2 separate regions of the Homo sapiens genome follow, and region 2 is linked to region 1. A link is a loop called in an ENCODE intact Hi-C map of the cell type or tissue named here. Cell type or tissue: OCI-LY7. All regions are shown on one strand. Region 1 holds the start of HCN3 (hyperpolarization activated cyclic nucleotide gated potassium channel 3). Region 2 overlaps ASH1L (ASH1 like histone lysine methyltransferase).

Evidence for each region. A loop is a pair of places that touch in the nucleus more often than their neighbours do. Peaks named below come from ENCODE experiments on the same cell type or tissue, not always from the same donor. Only the 100,000 strongest peaks of a DNase experiment are listed, where the experiment ranks them.
Region 2: a loop joins it to region 1, with 2.4 times the contacts of the local background. A loop is called at or near these places in 8 of 110 quality-filtered maps.

The regions. Positions count from the first base shown.
Region 1 is chr1:155,276,375-155,278,874 of GRCh38, reverse strand. HCN3 (hyperpolarization activated cyclic nucleotide gated potassium channel 3) reads right to left here and starts at 1,412. Exons shown (of 8, transcript NM_020897.3): 1 at 1,007-1,412. The coding sequence starts at 1,284. In OCI-LY7, CTCF peaks have their summits at 85, 285, 1,286 and 1,486 (motif pointing left); DNase peaks (open chromatin) are centred at 354, 1,134 and 1,554; H3K4me3 peaks cover 2,186 bases; H3K27ac peaks cover 1,365 bases.
Region 2 is chr1:155,502,915-155,505,414 of GRCh38, reverse strand. All of the region lies in intron 2 of ASH1L (ASH1 like histone lysine methyltransferase), which reads left to right. Among named protein-coding and RNA genes, the nearest start is that of ASH1L-AS1, 58 kb to the left of the region's middle. In OCI-LY7, a CTCF peak has its summit at 997 (motif pointing right); a DNase peak (open chromatin) is centred at 1,004.

The sequences.
Region 1 (2,500 bases):
ATCCGTCTGCGAGTGAACTGAGGGAAGAGAGTGAGATCCACAGGAGACTAGAAAAGGCGCACTGGCTGGGTGGGAACGAGGCAGCAAAGACAGGAGTGAAAGGAACAATGGGAGGAAGAGAGACATAGAGGGAGTGTGTATATATGTGGATTCAAGATAATGTCTGGGTCTACAACTGTATTTCGAGGCTCCAGATTCACACCTCTTCCTCTCTGCTTCTTTAGTTCCCCAGGTTAGGTGCTTTGCACACATCCCTGCCTCATCCAAGAGCTGTCCTTCATTTCCCCCAAGGACAGGGCTGCTGTCTTCCCCTAGCGACCTTGATGTAGAGGTACACCCTGACGGAGACTGTGAAATGGCCCCACCCCCACCCTCTGTTCCTTCTCTGGGAGTCACCTGGGTGGTGGTCCTGCCCCTGCTTTGCCGCCTCAGTCACTCTGAGTCTCGGCCCCGCCCCGCCGCCCCCGCCTTCAGCACTAGGGACAGCGACCAGAGCTGAGGTCTGGACCCCCCGCCCCCTTCAGCGTCCCTATTTTTCCTGGTAGTCTGTCATGCTGAACTAGGCAGGTGCTAAGGAGCGGGTGTGGGGATGGGAGATGGCGGAGCTCGGCTTCTCCCTCAGACTGGCCCCGATACTTAGAATATAATTTCCTAGATCTCCAGCAAGCAGGACTGGAGGAGGCAGGGGTCCCAAACTCTGGTAGTTCCTTTGGTCCGGATGGGGTCCCGGGTTCCTGAAAGAGGAAATCCAGGTCTCTGGAGATCCCCTGATGTCTGCTTGCCCCTTCTGGTGCCCCCAGCCTGTCCAGGCACGGAGGACCTCCGGCAGGGGATACCCGCCCAGGAATTCCCAGGCTAGACTGGTGCAAGTGACTCTCCCGCCCCACCAAGGGACCCCGGGCTGGAAATGAAGTGACCGTGGAGGGTGGGGCGGGCCGGGTCCCGGTGTCGCTGCCCGCGAGGGTGGGATTGATGTACCCTGCCCTCCCCGCCAAGCCCCCAATACCGGAAGTCGCTGTAGGGGTGGATGATCCAGGCCCCCGCTGACTTCACCCGCTCCTGCTCGATTTCCACTGCTTTGTGGCTGCCGAACACCCGAAGGGAGAACTTGTTGACCGTAGGCTGGAGCAGCGTCCCAAGGTGCCTCCTCTTAGGCTCAGGCCCAGATTTGGGGATCGGACCTGAGGCCGCGGTCGCAGGCGGGGGAGCAACGGGAGGCACCGCCTCCAGTCCAGGGGTCGCCCCTTCGCTGGCCCCCGCCGCCGGCCGCTGCTCTGCCTCCATGGCGCCCACCCCGCTTACACGCTCGGCCTCCTAGAGCCCTCTGTGGCCATCAGGTACCCGCAACCCCTCCAGAGCAGGAGTCGGCGCAGCCCCGCGGGCTCTAGCGGAGGCGTCGTAGGCTCGGAATCGCCGGCGCGCGGGGCGGAGGGGGTGTGTGCTAGACTGGCGGGCGGCGGGCGGGCTGCGCGGCGCCCCCTGGCGAGGGCCGCGCCAAGACCGGGCGGGGCTGGGACGCCGGGATCCTGGAGGAACTCCGAGAGGGGCGTGGCTTAGCAAAGAAGGCGGGGAGCGCAGCCTGAGCCAGGGAGAGGGCGTGGCCTAGCGTTGGCCTTTCATCCACTGAGAACCAGGGAGGAGGAGCCCCCTGCAGTGGCGGGAAAATCGGACGCGGGTTTGTAGCTTGAAGGACTTGGGAGGGAGAGGGATTGGGGACCAATGGAAGAAGTGGAAATGGCTTTTGGGATTCTTCTCCACTCTCGCCCAGGGACTTCTGTCCTGCTCCCGTCTTCTCTCAACACTGTCCTAGGCATATTCTTGTCTTTTGGTCTCCTCCGAACTGCTTCCCCTAGTATTTAATTTCCTAATTCATTCTGTCAGCCTTCACCAAGTGCAACTCTGCCTGTCATTGAGTGGATGCTGAGGAAACAAAAATGAATACAAAAGTCCTAGTCTTAGCATCTCCATGTAGTAATGGAAAACAACACAAAACAAAACAAAAACAAAGGCCTAGCCATAAAGCCACTGCTCATCTGTGCCCAACGACAGACAGGTAAATTGCAGTGCTATGCGAAGTGCTACAAATTCCTAAATATCTCAAATTCTCCCCTTCATCTCCAATTCTTATTACCACTGCCTCATTTCAAGCCCTCAGCATTTTTTCACTTAAATTACTTCGGAAACCTCTAAAAGAGTCTTCAACCTCTTCCAGGCCAATTCTTCTTCCATTCCCTGCCAGTTACCTTCCTAAAATCCAACTATGGCTGTGTCACTTGCTTGAAGCCCATCAAGCTTTCCCATCTTCTACAGGGGTACATTTAAGCTGCTTAGCATGGTGTACCAGGCCCAAAAAATTTGGACCTAGTTTCAACAGTCTCTCTTCTGACAGTCCCTCTCTTGAAAGCCACAGCCCCAATCATGCTGAAAGACTTTGTGCTGCCTTGTCTCTATGCTTTTGCAAATATTTTCTCTGCCTGGTATTCTCCTCCAATTCACTTTC
Region 2 (2,500 bases), 230 kb before region 1:
ATTGTGCTATGACATGATAACTGCCATGATAGAAATACATACGGAGTGTATATGTGAATCGCAGAATCATTGGAGAAGGTGGTGAGCAAGAGAATATGCAAAGAAGGGCTCATGCTTAAAATTAGGTGTTGACAACTTTGTCAGAATTTGCTGGAAAGAGAAAGGCTTTTGGGACAAAGTAAATAATAAAGGGAAAATGCACACTTAGGATGTCTCACAGGGTTTTCTCAGTTGTGCTGTAAAACAAGAATTTGACAGTTCTTTACTGTAGGTAAATAGTAAGAAAATATAAATAATGAGGCCGGGCGCAGTGGAAAAAAACAAAAAGAATTGCATGACCATACTTATTTTTTCTTAGGATTTTTCTTTGGTTTTTTGTTTGTTTGTTTGTTTTTAAGTTTGTGGTCCTACTTTGTAGTAGGATTCCTCTTAGAGGAAAAATTAAAAGATAAAACCACTTTTTTGGACTATTTTTCTGTTTCAGAAATTTGGGTTTGCTTTGGTAAGTAGGGGCCCTGTCATTTATAGCTGTAATGGTAAATCTTTTTTTTTTTTTTTTTGAGATGGAGTTTCAGTCTTGGTTGCCCAGGCTGGAGACAATGGTGTTATCTCAGCTCACTGCAACCTCTGCCTCCTGGGTTCAAGAGATTATCCTGCCTCAGCCTCCCGAGTAGCTGGGATTACAGTTGTGTGCCACCATGCCTGGCTAATTTTTGTATTTTTAGTAGAGATGCGGTTTCACCATGTTGGTCAGGCTGGTCTTGAACTCCTGACCTCAGGTGATCCGACTGCCTTGGCCTCCCAAAGTGCTGGGATTACAGGCCTGAGCCACCGCGCCCAGCCAGTAAATACTAACAAAGTCAGATAAGTACCTGACTTTTATTTTACAAATATGTGCATAATTAATAGTGAACTACCCTGGTCTTCATGAGAGAGTGAAAGTCAAGCTATATAATATTGGGGCAGATTCGTAGAGCTTCTTTATCTTACAGAACTGCAACAGCAGGTGGCATTAGAGATCAGGTTTAAGGGTGAGTTGCAACGTATTTTTAATAGTTGCCACTATTAGGAAGGGAAGTAACACATATTGGGGATTCAGGGTACAACTGGCAAAGCTCAGCTTGACCCTTGGGTGTTGCTGATCTGTTAGAAGATTCTCCGTATGTGTATATATTTTTTTAAACTAACCACTAAAAAATATAGCAATTAAGAATTACCTTCCAAGAAGAAAGGGAAAATAATGTTTTATGTCTAATACCTACCTTTCCATATCCCAAACTAAACAGTTGAAAAATAAGAGGGTGTCATCCAGGGCCTACTTAATAACGTTTACCTTTTCTTTACAAATGAATGTCATTTTGCACCAGCAGATGCCTTATGTCAAGAGTTATGGGCTGGACATGGTGGCTCCCACCTGTAATCCTAGCACTTAGGGAGGCCAGGGTGGGTGGGTGGCTTGAGCTCAGGAGTTCAAGACCAGTCTGGCAACATGGTGAAACCCCCCTGTACAAAAAATACAAATGTTAGCCAGGCATGGTGGCTTACACCTGTTGTCCCAGCTACTCAGGATGCTGAGGCAGGAGGATCACTTGAGCACAGGAGGTCGAGGCTGCAGTAAGTTGTGTTCATGCCACTGTACTGCAGCCTAGGTGATAGAGAGATGAAGTGGAATATATGATTGGATAAGGACTTACAGGGAAGAGGGTGGTAGTTTACATATTAACTGTGGCTTCCCTGGAACTGCTTAATGTAAATACGGATCTTTCTATAATCTGGATTATGCATACTAATGCTTTAGTTTCTCTAAAATCAATGACCTAAATTGAGAGAATACTGATTATTAAAAGAAGATAATGTCAACAAAGATGTCAGAAATGTTATTAAGGTGAAATTGTAACCAGAACTCACTTTTGAAACAAAACAGGTACTGAACTAGTGTTTATTTTTTAACAGCCAAGTCCTAATTTACTATGTATATTTTACTTTTATTTTTGGAAAACATATCAAAGTATACAAGCTTGCAATAAAAAGTTCTACTATATTAGGAAGTCAGAGTTTAGGAGGTACACAAAGGCATTTTGACAAAAATGCACAGATGGTAGATACACTAGAATATTTTAGCTGTATTGAGTGAAGCTACATTGAATTACTAACATCTGAGGATATATATGAAGGCACAAAAATGATCCTAACATCTTTCTGTAGGATTTGATAGTAACTCTCACAGTAAAAACAGTGAAACAAAATGGCACCTGCTTCTCAGCCTCACTTTTTCATTTCTTAGCAAAATTACTGAGTGTGATTATTGTGTAGTTCCTTGCCTAGTCTTTGATTTTACGGGCTGGGGGCTCCAAAAGATTGCTGAGGAGATCAAAAGCAGATGCTGAAAATTATAAGCCAAGGCAGGGGAGCTTGGTAACCTTTCTTTCTAAGCTGTTTGTTGATTATAACGGTTAGGGCAATTATGAAGGTTAGGAATTATGAAATATGGAAATTCTCC